2 separate regions of the Homo sapiens genome follow, and region 1 is linked to region 2. The links are chromatin loops, found by intact Hi-C in ENCODE. Cell type or tissue: mammary epithelial cell. All regions are shown on one strand. Links, peaks and the distances in the headings refer to the core of each region. The heading gives the core; the rest is flanking DNA.

Region 1 (5,369 bases), core at 197-5,196, 130 kb before region 2:
TTTTCTCAGTCCTCTTAGGTAATTGGACCGCCTCTGACACTCTCTGTATGACAAGGCTGTGGTCAGGGGTCAGTGGGTCCCCCTTCTGAAGGGCAAAATGCTCTAACCAGTCACGGCGCAACCCCATCTCGAGTTTGCTAAAAGCGGAGCAGACAAACCACAGACTGATAGGGCCCAGTGGATTTCATTTAAAAAGCAGAAATCCAAGATGCGTATAAAGGACCCTGTTATTCATTCCCTCTAGCCCCAGAGACAACTTGGAGACTTAATCTCCTGATTTAGTGTCTCTGAGTTGAGCAGGGAGACCCTCTTTCCCTAACCTTCTAGAGTTGCCAATTTCCACGTGAGCAGTTTGAGCCCTCTACAAAAATGGGGTTGGATAAGGCCTGGTACTTAGTTCTATTATTTTTTTTTATTAATGCACTTATTTATTTGGCACTTGTGCTAGTAAATTTGTAACATTCTTTGGGCACTCAGCATCTTGATTTCAATATAACCTTTGACCAAAACTGTTCATGAGCTCCTTGATGGTCAAAGAAATGAAAACTTGATAGTCATGGAGGGGAGTGGAGTCAAAGCTGTCTTGAAAGGCCCAAGGTTCTGGGCTAAGCTACTTGTGTTACTTGTAGGTGGCCCAGAAATAAAAGGAATGGTTTGATGTCAGAGGACAGGATCTAGATTCCCAAAAGATCTCAATGAAGTAAACAGTTGACTGAAACTTAAAATGGTAAAAATCAATGTATAGTGCTGAACTTTGGTTCCAGAAATCAAATGCCAAGCCACCAAACAAGGGCAATCTGTGTAAACATAAATTTGGTGAGAATATATTAGAAGTCCAGGTATCCACAAGGTCAGTAGATGCTAACTGTATGAGTTACGGCTGCCAAAAACACTAATAAAATCTTTGGTTATGTTGGTGTGAGCATGGTTCCCTCCAACCATTATCTCACTCAATTTGACTTTCATTTACAATTTTCATCATTGTATCCCCTGTAGTGACTAAACAGTGCTTCATATAACAAAAGCTTATTTACGTATCGTTGGGTGGGTAGGTGCATGGATGGATGGATGAATGGATAGATGGGAGGATGGATGGACGGATAATGGGATGGAACTGACTCACTAGTCAACACATATCTAAAATATTATATTGCTTCTGCCATGCTTCTGTGCCTGTAATCCCAGCTATTTGGAAGGTTAAGGTGAGAGGATCGCTTCAGGACAGAAGTTTGAAACCAGCCTGGGCAACATAGTGAGACCTGGTCTCAACAAAAATAAAAATAAAATAAACTATTGTGTTGAATTTTCAATGCCATGTTTAAGGATGAACATGAATAAAGTGGAATTTATCAAGAGAAGAATGCTAGAGAGTGAAGGACTGGGGAATCATGCCATAGACAAATGAGTTGAAGAAATTGGCACATTTAATCCAAAAGAGGAAAATGATGAAGGAGTCTTTGGGGTAGGGGCACTGGGGAGAAGGAAAGAAATGTCATCTATGGTCAGGCGCGGTGGCTCACGCCTGCGATCCCAGCACTTTGGGAGTACGAGGCAGGCGGATCACTTGAGGTCAGAAGTTTGAGACTAGCCTGGTCAACATGGTCAAACCCCATCTCTACTAAAAATTCAAAAAAATAGCTGGGTGTTGTGGCGGGTGCCTGTAATCCTAGCTACTCAGGAGGCTGAGGCAGGAAAATTGTTGGAACTGAGGAGGCAGAGGTTGCAGTGAGCCAGGATCACACCACTGTACTCCGGAGTGAGACCCTGTCTCAAAAAAAAAAGAAAAAGTCATCCACATTTAGAATTTTGAAGGATGGTGTGTGGGAGAGGGATTAAACTAATTTACATTGCTTCAGAGGACAAAGCTAGAAGCACCTGGTGGAAGCTACAGTTAGGTAGATCTCAGCTCAGAGTAAGGAAGCTAGAAGGATTCCCTGATGCCTGCAGAGAGGTAGCCCGCCCCGACTGATGGGTCTTTCTGTTTTTCACGTGAGGCTGACTGTCATAGCAGCCCCTGTTCGCAGCAGCTCTTTCCCTACCGCGCCTCCACAACTAATTGTCAGTGTCCCTTGCTCAATGCTTTATTTAACAGTGCTTTGCATTAAAGTGAGCTCATATGTCTGTCTCCTCCACTAAGCTATAAATTCCTTGAGAACAAGGCCTATCCCTTTCCTACTCTTTATATGTAGTAGAAACACAATCAACATTTACTTTCTTTGTTCAGTTAAATAGGAATTGGCTGCCTCTTCTATTCAAGTCCACTACCCAAAAAATTGTATTTGGTCTAGTCTGAGATCTGTGGAAACACAGAAACTCCTGAATGGTAATATAACCATATTGGCTGTATGCCAGTGTTCTGTGTATTTTGGGAAAGATCACATCTGTGAATCTGTTCTTCCCATCTTTAAAGTAGGGATACCTATGTTCTTGCGGCTCACAATGCTGTGCACATAATGTTTCATACGCTTCCAAAGAAAAGTAATCTCTAAATGTAAGGTGCCATTATGACGATATGTGTCACATTAAAGAAACATTTTCTCCTTCCCCTTTAACATTAGTATTCTCTTTTGTTCCGCAAGTTTTCACTATAAAATTCTAGAAAGTTCATTTCCAAAAACCCCATTTATCTGCTACCCATTCAAACAGCTACAAAGCACTGGAGCCTCTTTTGCATAGAATGGAAGATATTTTTATTTTCCCTCCAACCATTATCTCACTCAATTTGAATTTGACTTGGGTATTTGGTTGGTTGGTTGGTTGGTTGGCTGGTTGGTTGGTTGGTTTTGAGACGGAGTCTTGCTCTGTTGCCCAGGCTGGAGTGCAGATATTAATTTTAGGAATTAATCGTTATTTGGGCTTTTTCTAATAACTCACGTCATTGAGTATTTTGGTCTGAGGGATATACAAATGTCACCTTCAAGTCACATTAATTGGACCAAGTGCCTCCAATGTGCTGATGAAATCAGCTTGCTTCCATGACTTAGTCATGCTGATGCTGCAAATCTAGGTGGGGCCGAAGATGAAATGATGAAGGCACTTTCCTTTATGCTTATTCTGTGGATGAAAAAAATTGCTCTGATGCAAGCCTTGTGCTTGTTCTCATTATTACATCATTGCATTCCCAGCATATTAGATGGCAGGATAGGGCTGGACCAGCACATCAAGAAGAAGACTTTTTTCCACTCTTAGCTCTTGTCTAGCCTACATTTTATCACACTGCCACGTTCCTTCCCAAAGGTGGCAGCATTCTGGAGAATGGTAAAGGGAAATGATTTCCAGAGAAGTAATTAGCAAAGTGCATGGAGGTTTAAGGAAAAAAAAAAAAAAAAGGAGAAGAAGAAGAAGGCTATCAATCAATAAATAATAAAAAATTCAGCCGAGGGCATTTTCCATCTTGGTATTCTTGGCTAAGAGAGCAAGAAAGAGAGATGCATGAGGACAGGTCAAGTTACTCCTCCTTAGCTCATGTTACTCAGCTTCAATATAATACAGTGTACTCACATAAAGGGAGGTGATAAGGAACAAAAATGGGAACTATGCTTTCACCTGCACTTGACTTCCTATCATCACTTGAGACTTTCAGGTAGCACTGTAAGATACCTGATCTTGGATATTTATGGAGTAATTGCATTGACATTGATCTCTTAATGGTAGTTGATGAGTTAATTCATCCCCAAACCCTTCTGACTTGGCAGATGAGGAGTCATTAGTCATTGAACTTATTCTGGGCGTTACATATTCTATTATTTATCATTTACATATAAATGAAAGTGTGAGCCTCCTAGAGTGATGGGACGGTGCTAGATGGTTTAGAGGTTTTTCCATTGCCAAGAGACCAGAGAGTCAATAATGCCAAAGGATGAGAGAATAAGTAAATACAGGATTTGGAGAGGAGAATTGGCATAGCCGACGAGGTGGGTTGGGGATGGCTCTGGTATTAGCAGAAGAAAGGTAAGGAGTTACATTCATTCATTTATGCATTCATTCCACAAATATTCCTTGTGCTGGATAAGATTATTAGACATAGCCCTGCCCCCCAAGTAAAAAATCATTTGTCATCCCAAGTTGGAAAAAGTGCTTTGAAGGAAACAGACAGGGTGTTGTAGGAGAAAATAATGGGAATGGGGGTTCAAGCGTTGGGAATGTATTTGAATAGACTGGTTAGAGAAGATCTCTAAAGAGTTAACATGTAAACTTGAACCCAAAGGATAAAAAAGAGCCAGCCATATAAAGGGGAAATGATAAGTGACAGAGGCTTTTGTGAGGTCTTGAAGCGGGAAAAGTCCTTGGCAAATTCAAAGAAGTAAACTGTTAATGGCACTTCCCTTTATCGAGCACCTATCATGGCCAGACCCTGGTCTAGATGTTTTGTGTGTGTTAATGCACTTACTCCTCCCAGCCCTCTGAGCAGGCGTTGTTACATCCTCACTCTACTGGTGATGAAAATGAGGCTAGTGTGGCTGGAACATAAAAGGTGAAGGGGAGATGGCTCAAGACCAAGTTGGAGAAGCAGGCAGGGGCCACCAGTGGTTTTTTTGTTTGTTTGTTTGTTTGTTTTGGAGACATAGTCTCTCTCTGTTGCCTAGGCTAGAGTGCAGTGGTGCAATCTCAGCTCACTGCAGCCTCCACCTCCTGGGTTCAAGTGATTCTCCTGCCTCAGCATCTCAAGTAGCTGGGATTACAGGCATGAGCCACTATGCCCAGCTAATTTTTTTAGTTTTAGTAGAGACAGGGTTTCACCATGTTGGCCAGGCTGGTCTCGAACTCCTGACCTCAAGTAATCCGCCCGCCTCAGCCTTCCAAAGTGCTGGAATTAGAGGTGTAAGCCACCACACCAGGCCAAGTGGGGTTTTCAGCAGGGAAATGGGCTTAATCTGATTTGGGTATTTGGTTGGTTGGTTGGTTGGTTTTGAGAGGGGGTCTTGCTCTGTCACCCAGGCTGGAGTGCAGTGGCGCTATCTCGGTTCACTGCAGCCTCCACCTCCCAGGTTCAAGCGTTTCTCCTGCCTCCCGAGTAGCTGGGATTGCAAGCATGTGCCGCCATGCCTGGCTAATTTTTTTTTTTTTTTTTTTTTGTATTTTTAGTAGAGACGGGGTTTTGCCATGTTGCCCAGGCTGGTCTTGAACTCCTGACCTCAAGTGATCCACCCACCTCGGCCTCCCAGAATGCTAGGATTATAGGCATAAGCCACTGTGCTCGGCCCTGATTTGGGTTTTTAAAGGATCCCTCTGGGTCGCTCATTGATGAGCGGACTGCAATGGGGCAGGAGAAGAGTGTGGGGACCATTTAGAAGGCATTACAGGTTTCCAGCAAGAGGAGATGTGACTGGGCCAGGAGGGTTACAGTGGAGGAGATGACAGGAAATGGT
Region 2 (5,369 bases), core at 322-5,321:
CATCTGTGTGCAGGCCTTGGCACACCAGCTTCCAATGGTTATGAAGGCAAATGTGAGCTGTTCTGAGGAACTTCTGCATTCTGTTCCATACCCAGGAGGGCTCGGCCACCCAGCGGGTACCAGGCCCCTAAATATAACTGCCTCAAAATCATGGGGTGAACTCAGGCCAATTCAGCTCCAAATGGTTCCTTGTTTATTTCAGGAACGTTTGTTTTTGTTTCTTGCCCTCTTCTGGATTTTTCTTTGTTAAAGCCTCCGGGTTATTTAAGCACTAGTTTTAAAAATCAATGTATACGTATAATTTAATAAAAATAGAAGAACCCGGAAGGGTGCACAAATCTGTCTAAACCCGCTGTACTGTGAAAAGAGAGCCCAGGTTACGCTGGAAGTCAGAATGCTGACATCCACTGTATCTTAGAGATCATATTTACCTTTGCAAAAGTGGAAGGATACAGCATTAGTAAGTGTGTATGTGTAGAGAAAGAGAGAGACAAGCAGGTTTGGCTCGGTAGAATCATTGTAATTTACCAGCCAGCTCAGCGTTAGGGGGCAGGCCTCTGGCTTGGAGAGTGGGTAAGGGGAGGAGTAGGGAAGGGGTTAGCGCTCCCTGATTTATTTTTAAATATTTATCCTTTCGGCTGTTGCCAATTACGCTTTCCAGATGAGACGAGACTGGGTATGGAGAACTGCGAGGGAAGAATTGCCTTTTCTGAGAGTGGGTTTATTTGTCAGCAGTGTTCAGGATGGAGCGATGAGAATGTCAGGCTGTCACTGCTGGGTAGGCCATGGGTTTAACATCAGGCAGCTGCCCTCCGAAGAGCCAGGGCTTCCAGAGCTGGAGGATAGAATTTGCAAGGAGTATTTCAGAGGAACTCCTGATTTCATATGTAAGTGCAGAAGTTGCCAATTCCCTCTGAAGAGGTATTGTTTTTATGAATAAGGAAAATGAGTTTTAGTAGAGGTGACACCCAGCTTGTGTGTAGTCCCTCATTTCCATAATGTACAGAGGCCATAGATCACCTGCCTGTGGATTACCTGTTAAATTTTTGCCTGGAACAAAGGCAGGCTTGACTAGGCCTCATCATGTGTGTAGCTGGTGCCAGATAAAGAAAAGGAACTCAGGGTCACTCTCAGTTCTACTTGTCAGGCCTCTCAAGTGCAGGAGGCAGGTTGCAGGGTCTGCCTCTTGGGACAGTGGCAGTATTAGGGCAGATCCCGTCCGGGCCTTCTGCCCAGGCAGTGCTGCATCCTCCCAGGTTACTTTAATAGCTTGTTCTTTGGGCTTTCTAGCTTTTATTTTATTGAAGGTATTTGTCTGTGGGCCTACCAGGATCATGATGTCACCAGATTACGAGGTTGTCCCCTGTTAATAAAAATGAAGATAAAGCAGCAAAATTAGATTTTCTGAGAGTATCAACATTTTCTTGTTGTCTTTAATTTATCCAGCAGGCCTTACCTATCCCAGGTAAGGAATCTTCGTTTTTCCGGAGAGATTGCCAGAGGCATCTCTGCGTTGTGGGCCACGTTGCTTGCGGTCCTGCTAGCATACGTCATCTTCATGTCTTATTCATAGTCACTTTTTCAATTAAATTATTAATTGTTTTCTTTAAGGTGTTCTCAACTTATATGGCCAATATAAATAACAGTGTGTTTTGAAAACACCACCTGTTCTTGGGCCTGAAGTCAGGTGGTCTGGAAGCAGCTCTGCAGTGACCATAGTCTGGTTTGCAAACTCATCCTCCACCTTCCCTGTTGGCTCTTAACTCCCCCCACCCGGCCCCCGTGCTCTCACGTGTGACTGAATTGGGCTTGTGCCCTCCTTTGTCCCTAATCGGACATGATTCCCTGGAGGCAGTCTTTTCTCCCAGGGCCTTAGCTGAAATAAATAAATAAATAAATAAATTTCCCCAGAATCTATTCTGGACTAAAATGTAGAAAGGGGCTGTCTGTACCCAACAGGTTAGATACTTACATTAATCTGAACCCAACTTACATTGTGCAAAAAGCCTTCTATACGGGGATGTGATGGTTTTCACCAGCTAAGCATCCCTTTTTCTCCCGAGTCAGTGTGTGCCTCATGCTAATACAATTCCATACATACTGCTCTTCGCCTCATGAGCTGATTATATTTCTAACACTTGCATGGTTCATTATTGTGCCCGAGGAAAAGACTCTCCAGGCTGTAAGGCCAGCCTGGGTGGGTGGTTTTCAGAAAGGGTAAAAGCAGGTGCCTTTCTGTGCTGTGAGAATCGGGAGTAAATTCAGACTGAGGGTGGGATTCTGACAGGGAGGACAGAGGACTTCCGGTGAGATTTCTTTGGGGCTGGCTTTCAGATGAGAATGGAAAAAGGTGGACTTGGGGAGATAGAAGGCGCCCAGCAATCGCTTTGACCAACTGGAAAAGGTGAACTTGGGGAGATAGAAAGGCGCCCAGCAATCACTTTGACCAACTGGGGTGGCCGCTTTAAATCTTACCCTGGCGGTAGGAACTCCCTGGGAAAGGGCACGATCTTTGCTATCTCTGCGGTGATGTGGCTTTATAAGGTGAGGCTAAGGAGCCTGGAGGCTTACATGGTAGACTGCATCTCCTTTTCTTCCCACTTCTTTTCTTCCTATCTTTCTAGTGATCTCTCCTTTTCTCTTTCTCTGGCCTCAAAAACTATCCTTAAACTCTCAACGGAGAGCAGGGGGATGTTTTTATAAGTTTCTGCAACTGAAAAACAGAAGTGCTCTGTAAAGCAGTTAATAGGATGGGTGTGTGTTTCCAATAAATTCCTGTCCACATTGGCTCCTGTCCCCATGCTTGAGTGGCCTGGCTGTGACGTGGACGGGGCCCAGGGAGCGATGGCTCCGGTTCGGAGGCCTCAGGCTCCTTTTAGTGGCCGAGGGCGCGTCCCTTTCTTCTCGCCCGATTCTAGGCCGGCCCCTGACCTTTGATGAGCGAGGGGTCAGCGCCTCCGGGAGGGCCTGGGCTTTGTTCCCGCCGGGGCCGGTTCCCGGGGCGGCGCAGGCCGAGCGGCGAGGGTTCCTGGCCCCAGGCGGGTGCGCGGGACCCCCGGCCTGCCCCAAGGCCCGCGCCCCAAGCGGAGCGAGCGCAGCTGAGCGCCCGGGTCCCGCGCGTCCCTGTGCGTCCCCGGGTCCCTGCGGGCGGGCGGGCGCGGTCGCCGCCGAGCAACCCGGCCTGCGCCCGGCACGACTGTAGATGTCAGGCTTTGCCCGGGGAGCCGAGCGGCAGCGGGGCTGTGAGTTTCAAATTAACCTTCCGCTTTGTTGCTGTGTAATGTGGATCCCCGAAGGCCCCCCGCCCCGCCCGCCCCCCTTCCCCGGGCGGTGCGCGCTGCAAACTGCGAGTTGGGCTTCATTTACATAAAGCGATTCCGGGCGGGCGGCGGCAGAGGAGGAGGCGGCGGCGGCGGGCAGGCCGGGGACCCGGACGCCAGCGCCGCGCCCCGTGGGTGAATCCCCGCCGCGTCCCGGGGACCTCCCTCCGGGGACGGGCCGACCGCCAGCCCTGCCGCCACCATGAGCTCCCCTCCCCTGTCTCCGGGCCCCCTGCTCCTGACCAGAGCCACCTCCGAGTCCTGGGGCCAGCGGGAGGTGGGGAGCATGCCGCCTGGGGTGGGTGAGCTCGGGGCTCGGGTGCCACTGGAATTTCCCGTTGTTGCGCATGGCGGCGCGGCCCCCGGACCTGCAAGTGCCGCCTCCCTCCGGAGGTGCGCGGAGGCTTGGTGTGCCAGGTGAGTGCAGCCTCCCTCCGGGTCCGCGCAGCCGGCCTGGAGCCGCGGGCAGGTGCTGCGAGTCTTGGCTGAACTTCCCATTCTCTTGGGGCGTGTGGGGGAAGGGCAGGCTGGATGCACTTGAACTCCCAGACTCCAGTTGCCACCTACCTAGGGTGAGAGCGCCTAAATTCTGCTGGGCACACAGTAAAGCTCTTCCTTCCTCCTTCCTTCCCTTCCCTCTGTCCTCCCCTCCCTCCTCCTTTCCTGAGTCTGCTTTTGGATTAGTTCCTGCCTTCTGAATACTTGTGGTACTGGTGTCATTTAGAAGTTTGGGTGCCTCCGCCTAAAAATGCACCCTTTTCAGCCCTGGAGAAGTCGCTGGTCAGTTCGAAACAATGTGAAGAATGCGCTTGTGGAGTAATTAAAGGGAGAATCAGAGTTTTGGAGCTGGAGGGCACCTTTGGAGATCATCTTGTCCACCCTCTAATTTTAGTTTTTTCGCACTCTTGGAAAAGTCAGAGCATTTATTTCCTTGGGCAGGGGCGGGGTGGGGAGCTGATGCAAAGGAGAGAGTCAAGATTTTTATCCTGTTAGGAGGAGGAATGCCTATGTTTAGGTCAGTAGCAGAAAAACAATAACAACAAAAAGAAGCATTGTAGGCTTGGAGGGAAACGAACCTTCTGGAAAATGTTCTTTTCTGCCTTGGACACACCTGTGTTATGATAGGAAAAGGCCTGGAGGGCAAAGACTGCAGCTCACGCATGGTGTGTGCTAAGAGGGAATTGCGTGGCACAGTGGTACCTCCTGTGTTAAACTGGCTTAAGTGAAAGCCGTGAGCAGGTGAATCCAGGAGGGTCATCCCTCCCCCCACCCTCTGTGTCATTTAACAGTCCTTGAAGACTCCCTAAAGCCACTGACAGAAAACCCCAGAGAGAACAGATGGCTCTGCCTGGGCACAGAAGGAAGGCCTCTCCTTCATACTGGGTCCTGCTTGTCAGAATGCACCAGGGCAAAGCCTTGAAGGTAGATTGTGAGAAAGTTACACATCATCTTATTTCTCTCTATGCTTTGAGATCCTTGGAGACAAGTCACTAAATAAATAGTGTATAATTTAAAGCTCACCCTAGCTGGGGAAACTCTGTTTCCTTGCCGTCAAGCAGCAGGTGCGAGTTTGTAGAGTTGGCCCCTCGAGTTCCCTCATTCCTGAATTCAGGAGGTGTCAAATCTTCACGTTCAGTTAATGGCTGTGGTTTCTGGATAGGTTTCAAGGGAAACCCTGAAAATCACGAGTTCCAGGAGGCTGGGCTGGAGGAGGACACGAGAGTGCTGTGGTGGGGACTGCATTGGGTAGGAAAACATACACCTTCCAAGGTAACCTGATCAAGAAAGGCCGTAGCAAGAAACATGAGTCTGCTCCTTGTTATCAGAACAGCCACTGGCAGCCTGAGATTCTGAATCCCTCTTGCTACTCAAACATGAAAAACAATGAAGGCAAAAGTGAGGTGTGAGGGAAGTCAGGAGACCACGGTTCCAAATAATTGAAGGGTTTCAAGAATGGGGTCTTCACAGAGAGGTACATACCTGGATGTTTGCACGCCTGTATTTGTGTTCATTCTGTTTTGCAGAGACCCTGCAGGCACCCTTTCAGAG

What was found. A loop is a pair of places that touch in the nucleus more often than their neighbours do. Peaks named below come from ENCODE experiments on the same cell type or tissue, not always from the same donor. Only the 100,000 strongest peaks of a DNase experiment are listed, where the experiment ranks them.
Region 1: it touches region 2 in a loop (4-fold over the local background); 14 of 110 quality-filtered maps call a loop at or near these places.

What each region holds. Positions count from the first base shown.
Region 1 is chr16:73,174,570-73,179,938 of GRCh38, reverse strand. It overlaps a transcript of ZFHX3 not described here. Among named protein-coding and RNA genes, the nearest start is that of ZFHX3-AS3, 56 kb to the left of the region's middle. In mammary epithelial cell, for the core only: a CTCF peak has its summit at 3,235; a DNase peak (open chromatin) is centred at 3,098.
Region 2 is chr16:73,046,120-73,051,488 of GRCh38, reverse strand. ZFHX3 (zinc finger homeobox 3) reads left to right here and starts at 3,361. Exons shown (of 10, transcript NM_006885.4): 1 at 3,361-3,737. It overlaps LOC124903719 (a long non-coding RNA gene), which reads right to left and starts at 3,911. Exons shown (of 2, transcript XR_007065116.1): 1 at 3,689-3,911; 2 at 701-1,363. RefSeq lists enhancers at 2,460-2,995, 3,532-4,067 and a silencer at 2,921-3,770. In mammary epithelial cell, for the core only: a CTCF peak has its summit at 3,193; a DNase peak (open chromatin) is centred at 3,878; H3K4me3 peaks cover 1,356 bases; H3K27ac peaks cover 1,049 bases.